2 separate regions of the Homo sapiens genome follow, and region 1 is linked to region 2. The links are chromatin contacts, found by Hi-C or POLR2A ChIA-PET in ENCODE. All regions are on one chromosome and are shown on one strand. Each heading gives the region's core, a stretch centred on a gene start or an enhancer-like site at or near the end of the contact. The rest is flanking DNA. Distances are from core to core; before and after follow the strand shown. Region 1 overlaps LINC00578 (long intergenic non-protein coding RNA 578). Region 2 overlaps LINC00578 (long intergenic non-protein coding RNA 578).

The links. A loop is a pair of places that touch in the nucleus more often than their neighbours do. ChIA-PET counts read pairs that join two places held with the same protein, here RNA polymerase II (POLR2A). Pooled maps may share reads with other maps.
Region 1: a map of heart right ventricle shows a loop between it and region 2 (1.9-fold over the local background). The contact joins two enhancer-like sites. A Hi-C loop is called at or near these places in 3 of 168 maps with a recorded cell type or tissue (PC-9, Right ventricle myocardium inferior and heart right ventricle) and 1 of 50 pooled maps. POLR2A ChIA-PET finds 5 or more read pairs at or near these places in 1 of 52 experiments (IMR-90).

Annotation. Positions count from the first base shown.
Region 1 is chr3:177,750,164-177,756,783 of GRCh38, reverse strand. It overlaps LINC00578 (long intergenic non-protein coding RNA 578), which reads right to left. Exons shown (of 4, transcript NR_047568.1): 4 at 4,080-4,873. Among named protein-coding and RNA genes, the nearest start is that of LINC02015, 63 kb to the left of the region's middle. Within about 2 kb of position 3,161, at least 10 of the 41 ENCODE cell types and tissues checked have a DNase peak (open chromatin) inside an H3K27ac peak, as active enhancers do; they include heart right ventricle, where a contact is called at or near this core.
Region 2 is chr3:177,513,516-177,520,022 of GRCh38, reverse strand. All of the region lies in intron 1 of LINC00578 (long intergenic non-protein coding RNA 578), which reads right to left. Among named protein-coding and RNA genes, the nearest start is that of LINC00578, 75 kb to the right of the region's middle. RefSeq lists an enhancer at 2,714-3,478. Within about 2 kb of position 3,587, at least 15 of the 41 ENCODE cell types and tissues checked have a DNase peak (open chromatin) inside an H3K27ac peak, as active enhancers do; they include heart right ventricle, where a contact is called at or near this core.

The DNA.
Region 1 (6,620 bases), core at 1,912-4,411, 240 kb before region 2:
GGGTAGGTCAGAAACTCTTTGGAGATGGTCAATTGGTGTAGCAAAACTGGGCTGACTGATGGTGGAATAGAGACTGGTGTTAGGTCAGGGTAAAGTGATCGAGGACAGGACCAGATACCAGTGAGTAAAATAAGAGCTGTGAATGCTGAGGGGCTGCAGGGCTTTCCTTCCACACGAGACCTAGCTTGCCTTGCTGAACTGGTGGCAGACTTGTTAAAAAGGTGGAATAAAGGAAGACAATTATAAGAGTTAAAGAATATGATGCTTTTAATATTCCCTGCATAGTGCTTGAACTTAACAAGAGATCAACAGATGTTAATTCCCTTTAGCCATTTGTAGGGCATAGATTCATTTCACTGGGGGTAGTGAGATGGGGGGGGACCATTATGGAGGACCTAATTCATGAACACAATGGGCATGTGCTGGGTATTTCGGTCTTCCCTACATTGTTTCATTTGGGAATCTGCCTTGCCTCACTTAGTCTGGAGGACTCTAGAGGACCTCACAATCATGTGATCCTGCATTGACAACCACAGTAGAAGAAACATAATCTAAGCTGACCAGCATATCCTTTCTCAGTGGATACAGATTGGTCTAATAGCGGGCATGACCCAAGCAGGGCCACTCAGAGTACTTTTTCAGCAACTAATTGGATGCTGAGAGAGAAAGTATCTCTGCTTCTGAGAGAGGCCCCACCTGTTAGGGTCCAAATTAAAGTTTGAAAGCAAAGTCTCTAGATTTAGAGAAAGACAGATATCACTGGATTCTATTGTGCCTGAAGCCCTAGACTTTTCAGTTATATAAACAATTCATTCTCTTCTTTTGCTTAAATTAATTTAAATTAGGTATCTCTCCCTTATAACCAACAGATCTGACAACTCTGTAGGGATTATCCTTGGATATTAAACTTTGCCATAGCATATATAAGAAAATATATCATTTCCCCCTTTTCTAAATAGATTTTAATCTAAACTATTTTTAAAAATTCAATTACGCATTTCTAAGCTGTACCATTGAACCAGTTATTGGGATTTTTTAAGAGGCACCTTGGGAACACTCCATATGTTCACCGTATGATAATCCTTCTGTCCTGTGGGAAGATGAGGACACTGGCAAGAATACTCCAAGCCAGTGAGAATACCACCAGGCTGATGTGGGCACAGACCCTGTCTGTTCCCAGAGTCCCAGGTGCCCTGGCAATTGAGGGAGCATGCAGAGTTGAGATTCAATCTTACCACAGGGCAAGAAAGGCTCCAAGTAAGGGTCCAAATGACTTGTCTTTAAAAAGAAGAGCATAGAGGCCTATGTCTGGAGCCTGGGAATGGAGTCAGAAAACTGAGAAATTAAAAAGTCAGGGGACAGCAGATTCTGTAAGTAGAATAAGAGAGTAGGCGTGAGATAGAGCCGCATCACTGCTGGACCTGTATGCTCTCCAAAGTACAGTGTGGATTAAGGACTGTGGAACTAGAAGGCAAGAACAAGGGCAGACATCTATAGGCCATGCATTGTTAACTAGCCTATAATTGCAGTGTAAGCACACAGATAGAATACATTCATATAGAAAGTAGAGGTTCATCCATTTACCAATTTTTTAACACGTTTTTATTGTAATCAATCATATATTAAACATTTATCATGTGCAGAGTGTGGTGTTAGTAGATGGGATAGAGATAAACACAAGAAGTGGTCTTTGCCTTCCAGGAGCCACAGCCTAAGCAGGCTTGTCTAGATACGTGCACAGATAGCTAGCATGTGAAACAGTGTGTGACAATTAGATGTCACTCCCAAAATTGAAACACCAACGGCTACAAAATTTCTAAGGAGGCAGACATTATTCTTGGGTGATCAGAAGAGACTTCCTCGAAGTTGGGGGATAAAGTGGGTGAGTCACGGTGATGAAGGGAGCCGCATGGGTTTGGAAAGCAGACTGAGCTCTGCCACTTGTAGTTATGTGGCTTTGGCATGTATTTAGCTTGTCTGAATCTCATTTTCCTCCTTTGTAAATGAATAATTCTATTTCAAATATCCAAGGTTAGTGTCAAGATGAAATAAGATCACTTAGGCGTGGCTGAGAATAGGCCAGGAGAGGGGAAGGCACTGCCCAGTGCCCCTGATTCGGCTGAGGGAACACAGCAGGATCCCCACACTGCAAGAGGCCTAGGCCATGGCTCTGGACTCAAACAGCCTCAAAGTGGTTCCCAGACTGTCTCAGGAGAGCAAAATGACCTAGAGTGACACAAAGAGACCTTGTGAGTGGGAGTAAGGAACAACCCAGCAGCTAGTTGGGCAGGAGATAAACAATCCTTCCCATTTCACTTCTAAGTTCTGATAGGATTTACGTGATGCTGAGGACAAGATGCCAAAGCCTCCTCGTTCTCCAACAGCTTCATGCTTGGCACCAGCAATATCCCCAAAGAACTTAGATATTCCTCCAAGGAAAATGGGGACAGAAACCCTGAATTAGCTGAAAACACGTTACTGGCACCAGGCAGGGGCTCAAAAATAGGAACCAAGCTATTCTAGAATATGTGGAAGGTAATATTGCTTGGACACTGTAGTTTATGAATTATAATTTATACTAACTAATCCAACATATATTTGTTCTCTTTTTATTTCCCCTTTCCCCACCATTTCCAAGAATGGATGATTCTGAATAAAATCCATGAAAGCAGAGAACTATCCAGTACAGATAGCCTTTCACAGGTCTGCCTTTATGGCTGTGAAAATAATTCAAAGAACACATTTCTCCTAGTGGCAGGAAAGATGTTTTACTGCCACATAGAAAGGACATTACATTTTTTAAGAAATCATTTCTGTATACCTCCATCTATGGCTTCTCATACCAGAGAAGTTGACACAATTGTTAGTCATCTGTGACCAATTTTTGGAAGCTGTGAAAATGGAACCAAGTGTCCACTTATCCACAAGTGGAGTATGTGTACTCCAGGGAGGTGGAAATGTCTCTTTCACTGGTGACATTTAAGAAAATGACAGGGACAGCTATCACTCAGTGTGGGTTGGCTGCACAGCCGCCCAAAGGCAGCATCACTGTTGCTGAGAGCAGGGATGGGAGGGCTCCCAGAGCTCCAGGAAATAGGTCAGGGTTGACAGCAGCAGCTGGTTTGCTCTGCCTTCCCCACACCCATCTTCACCCTGACCCTCTTCTGGGCTCCCTGCCCTCACTCCTGTTTCCCCTCGGACTGCAACATCAGCTCCTCTTCTTCCCTTTGACTTCCTCCATTCCTCTCTCAAGTTGACAGGAACACAAATCTCAAATGCCTCTCCAAAAAGAAAAACTAAGAAAACTTTCCAGGCTGACAGGTGGTAGAAACATTAAAAGTCTTACTCTTGATTTTCCCAAATTTAATTTTGTTAACCGCAGATGCAGAGACTGTGTTAGACTGTGGGCAATTTGGAGTCTGCATTAGTTTCCTGAGCTTAATTTAATGAAGGCAGATAAATGCCATTGTAATTCTGAAAATGTCTTCACTCCTTATTTATCTAGTATCAACAAAAATGAACTGTTATATATCAGTTAGTTTTACGGATGATTGATCTTTACCCTCCAAACTTAAAAATTTCTTTTTCATCTAAAACGTATTCTACATTTCCTTCACTTAATGAACACACCCTGTTTAGAATTATCACCACATTCTTTGGTCATCCAGGGCCACTGCATCAAATTTCAGCAGCTGAATGGTGCTGAACTAAATTTGTGCGCTCCAGGATGGGCTGGAGGTCCCCACACTAAATGTATGCAGACCCCTGTGCTGATCTAATTAGTGAGGTGTCTGCCTGTCACAGCCCATGCAAGAGAATTGCATGGACAGAATTACTGCTGGGCCAAGTCAATATCAGGGTTTCTCCCTGATAGTAAGAAACTATGAACCATCAGGGACAGGAGAGCGGGCAGTAGGAGAGTAAATTCTGGGACAAAACCAGACTAAGGAGCAAAAGCAGGAAGGTAAATGCAGGAAGGTCCAAAGGACAGATATAGAACCAGGTAAAGGGTGGTGGAGGTGAGAGTAACAAAAGCCAAGTGCTCATGAGTCTGGAGACCCATTTGTCTGCAGTCTGCTGCATTGCCTAGACTTTATTATTTATTTATTTATTTATTTTTGAGACAGAGTCTCACTCTGTCGCCCAGGCTGGAGTGCAGCGGTGCAATCTCAGCTCACTGCCACCTCCGCCTCCTGGGTTCAAGCGATTCTCCTGCCTCAGCTTCCAGAGTAGCTGGGATTACAGGTGTGCAGCACCACACCTGGCTAACTTTTGTTTTGTTTTTTTTTTTTTTTTTAGTAGAGATGGGGTGAAACTATGTTGGTCAGGCTGGTCTCAAACTCCTAACCTCAGGTAATCCAACCACCTCGGCCTCCCAAAGTGCTGGGATTACAGGCGTGAGCGACCGCGCCTGGTCGTGCATTGCCTAGACTTTATTGGCCCTTCTTGCACAGTCACTTCTGCTCTGGAAGCTTCTTAAAGGGTCCTTATGATTTTGGACGCTGACATTGACATTGTCTTTATCTTCATTATCTTCATCGCAGATCGTTGATTCTCCAAGTTGGGTCCTCTAGCAGTCTCCCTCAGAACTCACTGCTTCCAACCTGATGTCAACTGTGCTGGGGAATGAATGAAGGGTGCCAGGAAAACACACACACGCACACTGGCAAACAACAACACAGGCATCCCAGCTTGTGAATCAGTTGTCCTACTTTCACCTGCACTTTGAATTCAGCATGTCAGATGCTGGCTGGGCTCCAGTGTCCTCTCATACACCATGGTGCGTGTCCTTTGAGAAATTTGTTTTCCCCTCACCACACCAAAGAATGTTTCACTTGTTTATCAAGTCACAGCTGTGTTCCAGGTGGTGTTTCTGGAGGGTAAAAACAAAACAAAATTCATTCTCCACCCTACAGCTAGAGTGGTGTTTTTTCGGTTTTTTAATGCAAATCTGATTATGTAACTCCCTTTCAGCAGCATGCCATTGTCCTTAGAATAACGTTCAAAATGCTTCATTCGTCTCCGCTCACCAGCTAGGCTCAGCTAGCTAACTGTAGGTACCCAGTTCAGGCTCTCAAACCAGCCCTGCCCTCTCTCAGCCCTGCCCAGGGCCTTGACACCCACAATTCCCTCCGCCTGATGAGGCAGCTACTTCCATGCCAAAGAACAAAAATTTTTTATAAAAGCCTTCAGGTCTCAGCTTAAATGTCAGTTTCTCCAAGAAACCTTTACTGACCCTCAAAAAGACCAAATCTCTTAATTTATCCTCCCAACCCAAAACCCTTCACTCCTGTGATCACTTATTCAATGCTAGACTCTAATCTCCATGAGGATAGTGATGGGGCAGATGAAGGTTTTGTGGTGCCTGCAGCTTCTACAGTGTAGGAAGGAGACTTGTTCTTCAAGAACAATACAAAAATACCTTACTTTGTATATTTTACCAAAAAATATATAATCATGTGGATGCATCTTAAGGCATCTCCCAGAACCTTGGAAGGGGCTGTGCTAGCGAGGGGACCTGAAGCTCAGGTTTCTTCTATTTCATGAGGAATGCACCTCTGGGTGGAAACTGTATTTGAATTATTCACTGCTGTGCCCCAAGCACCTGATACATAATTTATTTAAGTGGCTATTATTGAGTAATTTTCTAATCACTGAATAAAGCAAAGTAGAAATTGTAAAATCGACATTTGTTGAATATTAAAGCAAAGTAAAAATTGTAAAATCTACATTTGTTGACTATTAAACCAGAATAGATTTACCAATAGAACCACAGTCATATGTCACTTAACTATGGGAATACATTCTGAGAAATGTGTCCTTAGGTAATTTCATTGTTGTGCAAACATCATAGAGTGTACTAACACAAATCTAGATGGTACAGCCTACATCTAGACTATATGGCATAGCCTATTGTTCCTAGGCTACAAACCTGTACAGCATGTTACTATACTGAGCACTGTAGACAACTGTAACACAACAATCGGTATTGGTGTATTCCAACATATCTACATGTAGAAAAGGTACAGTAAAAATACTGTATAAAGGATATAAAAATGGTAAACCTGTATAGGGCACTTACCATGAATGGAGCTTGCAAGACTTGAAGTTGCTCTGGGTGAATCAGCAAATGAGTGGTGAGTGAATATGATGGCCTAGGATATCACTGTACACTACTGTAGACTTTATAAACACTGCACATTTAGACTATGCTATATTTATTTTTTAATTTCTGTCTTCAATAGTAAACTAGCTTAAGCTTAGTGTAACTTTTTACTTTATAAACATCATATATTTTTAACTTTCTCACTTAGCTTAAAACACAAACACATTGTACAGCTGTACAAAAATATTTTCTTTCTATATATTTTTATTCTATAAGCTCTTTTCTATTAATTTTTTTAACTTTTTTGTTAAAAACTAAGACATAAACACACACATTAGCTTAGATCCACAGAGGGTCAGGATTATTAACACATTACTAGGTAATAGGAGCCTTTCAATTCCATTATAATCTATGGGACCACCGCGGTGTATGCATCATTGAACAAAACATTATTATGTGGCATGACTGTATGTTATCCCACTAAGAATGGAGGAAGTATAAGAGCTCCCTGAGG
Region 2 (6,507 bases), core at 2,338-4,837:
GCCTTGGTGTACTGGAAGAATCAGATCACAACTGGGCCTGGAGAATGAGTTCAAGGTTTTATTGGGTGGAAATAGCTCTCAGCAGATGGGGGAGCCAGTAGGGAGGTGGTTTTCCCCCAGAGTCAAGTTGCTGGGTGACCCAGGCTCTCCACCCACTGCCCTGGCCAAACTCCACCTCCTTCCGTCTGCTAGCCTGCTGCATCTGTCAGTGTCTCTGCCGCAGGCGTGCTCTGCCGCAGGCGTGCTCTTCCGCTCTGCCGCAGGCGTGCTTCCCTTGGCATCCTCTCAATGTCCAGCCGCTTGTGTTCTTCGGCCAATGTGTTCCTCCCGCCGTCCAGCAGCTTCTGTCTCTGCCTTGCTAGGGTCTCCGGTTTTTATAGGCCCAGCATGGGGGCATGGCAGGCCAGGGTGGTCTTGGAAACTGCAACATTTGGCCGCCACAGCAGAAATGCTTGTCCTCACCTAGGTCCATGGGGGGGATAGAGCCCTAGCCAGGGACCACACCCTCCTCTACCCAACACTTCCCTTCCCCTCTTCCATATCATTTAAAGGGACCATGCTCTTCCCTTCCCAGCATTCCCGTATCACCATCAGCTTTACAAAAGCAGATTTTGACAACACATCAAGAACAGATTCATCTTTTAATGACAATCACACTTTAACCAAGCTCACAGAGACCAATGTCTAAATCAGAAACTCAATGTATTACAATGAAACTAAACTTCCTTTGCACCAGAGCATACTTATTGGTGTGTCCTGCCTATATAAGGAGTCAAATCTCACTCAGAAGGTTGTCTAGAGGGTGTGGAACCAGAGGGAGGCAAGAGGAGCTTCTATAAGACAATCCACATAATTCATAGCTTCTTCACCAAAGTCCTAGTCCAGCAGTGATATGGTTTGACTCTGTCTCCACCACATCTCATATCGAATTGTAATCCCCATGTGTCAGGAAAGGGGCCTGGTGGGAGGTGATTGGATCATGGGGGTGATTTCCCCCTTGCTGTTCTTATGATAGTGAGTTCTCACAAGATCTGATGATTTAAACGTATGTGGCACATTCTCTCTCTCGCTTTCTCACTCCTCCTCCACCATGGTAAGACATACCTGCTTTCCCTTCAACTTCCACCATGATTATGTTTCCTGAGACCTCCTAGCTATGCTTCCTGTATAGCCTGCAGAACTGTGAGTCAATTAAACCTCTTTTCTTCATAAATTACCCAGTCTCAGGTAGTTCTTTATAGGAGTGTGAAAACAGACTAATACAAGCAGTGAGACCCAGAAACTCCAAGTTTATTGATAACATTCACATCCTTTATTCCGGTTAGTGTTTGTACAGGCACTGCCAACATTTGCCTCTAGACTCTGCCTTTCTATTTTTTTATACATTGATGAACAACCATTCTAATTAACAGCTTTTCTTTAAAATTTTTGAGAACCAGGAAAGCCAAGCCTTTCTGAGCTGACCTTGGGCCCATTCTCCTTCACATACCTCCAATCCCTTCTGTGTTGAACTGTCCAGCTGCTTTTAATTCATCCATTTCCAAATTCTAGGCTCTGCTCCCATCTACCTCCTACAGTTACCAGCCCGACTCCCTGTTCCCTCCTGCTGACTTAAGCCTTACACCAGAACCCATTCATGGTTTGGAAGAAATTAAGGAATCCCAACCTGACAGACTCTAGACTCCACAGGCTCAACTCCACTAGTGAGCCCTGTTGTTGATCCAGGTAGAACTCTGTGCCTAGTTCTAAAATTTTGCCTTACTTCTCATAACTCAGTCCTTGGCTCAGCAGCCCATTTCAGTATCTGGGGATGTTCTTCATTTCCCATGGCTGAATCCCTGCCTTGGTCACAAGTCCTTTTGGACTGGAGTCTTGCTGGTTCTCTTCTTGACAGATCCCCGCTCCCTGCTGCCGCTGCCAGACATCAGCCCCTGCTCTTTCCCACCTTCACTTAGATGTTATCTCTCTTGCTTCTGCTATAAACCCACCTCAGCCCCTAACTTGCTCTGATGGGCCATCTAATCTGCAGACCCAGGCCCTTCTCTCTCCCCATCCCAGCCCATCTTTACTCTGTTCTCATACCTGACAGAGACAAAAACCCAATTAGATAAATTAACTTTTCATTTTCTAATACAAAAATTAGCCGGGCGTGGTGGCGTGTCTGTAATCCCAGCCACTTGGGAAGCTGAGGCAGGAGAATCGCTTGAACCCAGGAGGTGGAGGTTGCAGTGAGCTGAAATGTCTCCACTGCACTTCAACCTAGGTGACAGTGAGTAAGACTCCTTCTCAAAAAAAAATTTTTTGGCTGGGCATGGTGGCTCACTCCTGTAATCCCAGCACTTCGGGAGGCCAAGTCGGGCAGATCACAAGGTCAGGAGATCAAGACCATCCTGGTCAACATGGTGAAACCCTGTCTCTACTAAAATACAAAAAATTAGCCAGGTGTGGTGGCGCGCACCTATAGTCCCAGCTACTCAGGAGGCAGGGGAATCACTTGAACCCGGGAGGCGGAGGTTGCAGGGAGTGGAGATCGTGCCACTGCAGTCCAGCCTGGAGACAGAGCAAGACTCTGTCTCGAAACAAAAAAAAAAACTTTTATTTTCTTACTGCTCATGTTGCCTTTAGGTAGTCACCTAATCAAAAAGTAAAAACGAAGCTATCACTTAGAAATTCATCTCCTCTCATTTTACATACAGTGGAATGACATGAACTCAGTCCACATTAACAGGCATTCTCAAATTCTACCATGGGAAAAAATACTGGTTGAGGAGTCAGAAAATATGGGCTATTTAATAGATTATCTCTCATCGATGGAACATGGGCCTTTACTTCTCTGTCCCTAAACTGAAATGACAGGGCTTAACCTGGTGGTGTCTAAAGTCTTCCAATTCTGAAAATGCCCTGGCCACAGAAGGTATCAATTTTCTAGTTGGGGGCGCTGTGTGTTTATTTGTTTGTGTGTTTATAACTCTCTGTATTTTCCCTGGCAAGAGAAAGGGTGTTCTACAACCATTTATTCATGATTAATGATGTGGCTTGTGAACTTGAACCAGAGACTGTTCACCAGAAGCTTTTAGTTTGAAAAATTCCTGACTGTGGCCAAAACCAATGCTATGAAACAAAAGAAATGAGACAGTGCCTGCCTGCAGCCCACTGACCTGCAGCCCCAGGCGGAGCTCAGGCCGAGACCCCGAGAAAAGGGAACAGCTGGGGCCTGCTGGGACAGCACACACGGCCTCTCACCAGCTCATGCTGCACCCGATCTGAGGCTACCCAGCAGCAGTTTGGCTGCCCCCCAACCAGATTATAAATTCCTCAAGGGCAAAGAACACATCCTTTATATTTTTCCTGTATCCATATGGTGCAGAAAAAAAAAATAAAAGATTTTTGGGCTGGCATCCCAGCCAGAAACTGAAGAATGTTATCCATCCCCCACCCCCACAAGCCTCCTCCTCCCTTAAAATCACAAGAGGAAGACATTCAGGAATAGCTTTTGAGAAATGCCTCCCTCCTTCCGGCCTAAGAAGATATGTAAGTAGTTCATGTTCTCCCACACTGGAAGGGGAGACTCAAGCCCGTTGATGCATTAAATGAGACATTCCTGAATCAGAAGGATCATAGGTCAGCTCAAGCATTCGGTTGTGTTTGCAGCTCATTTCAGTAAGGCTGATTAACAGAAGAGCCAGACCCTTGTTCTGGCACCAGCTGTGTGGCCGGAACCTCTGTGACTAGAGACACCCCAGCCGGAATCAACAGGCCCGACCTGGACACGTGCATCGCGGCAGCAAGGTTAGCCAGTGTCAGCTCAGCCAAAGAATTTCTGGTTGTGCTGACTGAGAGGGTACACTCAGAACTTTGGACATGAAAGGATTCACTGAGGGATGAAAACACGGTATAGCATACCTAAGTATCCTCAGATTTTAATTTTGTCCCCTCTATAGCACATTTCAATGAGTAACACACAGCTAGGTGAATTACTGGTCACTCACTAAGCAATTGTTAAATTATTCTAGCTTCCTTTAATGAGAACAGAAACAAAGTTGCCACATACACACTAGTTCTGCTTTGTGATTTATTGTTGCCCATTGCCATCGTCATCATCATTGTTATCATTACTAAAGTAATATACACTTAGTGTAAAAAGAAAAAAATGCCAACGGTGTACAAGGAGATAAAGTTAAAGTTTCTGTTTTCATATTCTCTTCTAATCTTTCCCCCATCTCAACTTGACCCTCTCTGAATTGTTTCCTAAAACTACTAGAAGATTTACAAAAACTTCTAAAAATGTGCCATATATCACATACATGTAAATATGCATAGAAAAATATTACAGACATAAATGCATATAAACACAAACATATTCATGCACATACCTATGTATATATACAGTTTTTTCCCACAAATTGATCAGAGTACACTGTCTGGGACATAATGTTTTCACTTAGTATATATCTGACATTCATAGGAAAGCAAATAAATCTATGTATTCTTTACAATGACTTCATAGTATTCTATTATAAAGCTAAGACATAATCTATTCTGTGGGGGGTTTTTTTGTTTTGGTTTTGGTTTTTTGGGTTTTTTTGCACCATCTTTTCTCTGGAGTCCATGTTTCTAATAGTTTATTCCTTCCGAATTTATTTAAGCTCAGTTTCCAATGCATGGAGCTGACTGTTCTAGTTGTTCCTGCCACCACTGTTGCTATTTACGGGTTATATTTTTGTATATTCCATCTGTCTTTGTCTCTTTGCCTGTACAGTTCATACATTGCTTTATACTGCTGAAAGAGCCCCTCCTTGCTATCCTCCGAGGGAAACTCACACCTCCTCTGATTGTCTCTCGCACTTTATACACTGCATCTACCTGTGCTGAGCTCCGGTTCCAGGCAAGCACATTGTCTCCCAGGCCTTGCTGACCCATAGTGCTCCCTTCCTGTGGCACTCCCAGTCTGGATTCTCCAGGCTGCATTTCACCTTTGACCATCCATCCTTAAAGGACAGATCTCAAGCCTTTGTCATTCTCTAGGGAACTATGCCCTGGCTGCATAGCTACAAGGTCACTGACCTCATGGGTTGCAATGTCCTACTTCAATTGAGCACATCTGCTGGGCCCCAAATGGTCTTACCCTGTCATATTTCTCTCAACATCCCTGCCTCCCAGTTTCTCTAAGTTGCCAAATAAGAAGGAGGAATTTCCAGACAAAGCATCACCAAGGAGATTCTCACGCCACCCACCCTCACCCTTCTTTGTGCAGAAATATAGGTCTCTTGTAAAAATGTTATTCTTGTTCCGCATCGTGGGGGCAAGGAACAATATAAATCATGCTAAGACAGGAAATGTAGCTCCTCGTCAGACTGTTGTTATCCCACCAGAAATGTCTCCTTAGGATCTTGAATTTTGCTAACACCTTCCTACCGCATCATATTTGGACTACACCAGCCTGAGACACATGAATGTTCTTTAAACAGCAGATAGCAACATGAATAGACTTTCTTGTTTCATAGGCAATTGGGAAGGGCGGTAGGACTGAATGCAGAGTGCCTCTTCTAAACATACATCGCAGCTGTGTAGCATCTCATAATGACTTCACCAAAAAAACACACAAAGTCTCCAAGAAGAAGATGTCAATCATGGAGGGGGAAAATCAATCTGTAAAGCTCCCGACTAACCAAGAAATCCTTTCCCTCTTCTTTAAAGGCCCAAGACATTTTTTCTCCTGAATGGGGGTGCCCCTTGTTTAGGCATAGCTTGATGGCTGCAAGGTTGCAGCTGTTTCAGTGGAGCCAGCCAATATCTATCAGGATGTTAGACGATTGCCAGGAAAATTCTACGACAGGCAGCTCATTTTTCATCTAAGAATTCGATTGAAATTCTATCTCCCTCACTCGTGCAGTTTAATTTAATCGATAGAACATTACACTATGTCACATTTAGTATTAAAAATAAATGATACAGACCAGATATCTGAAAACTGGGCATTTGTTTTTGCAGGCATTTTGACTTTCCAGTGGCAAACATCCCAGCTTGCAGTGCCAAAAATGTCAAACACAGAAAAGTGTCACTTCAAATTAAGCAGCTATTGCTTACATTTGTTGGGGTTTTAGTCCCATGCTTTCCTCAGATTTCCAGTCCCTTTCAACTCAACCAAAGTTCTCATTAATGACAAGACCTACAGAGAAATAAGAATGCTTGATGGCGCAGCCTTCCACATTTATGGATTGCTGTTACGAGTCAAACATGGCAGATGTCCTGGATAGAAAAGAAATATTTGCAGCTGATTATATCACCACTGTTCATTCAAATAAACTGAAGCAGTATCACAGTTCAGAATTTTGAAACACAGAGTCCTTATTTCAAATTATTAGTGGACTTCTGCAGGATGACTTGTTGTCAGAAGTAATAATCCCAAAGCATGAATCTAAATATAGGCTAAATCCATGGTTGCACAATAGAGACTGCCCCCTTCCCACAGTCCAAGAAACAAATCCCAAAGTCCGGTTTGTTTTC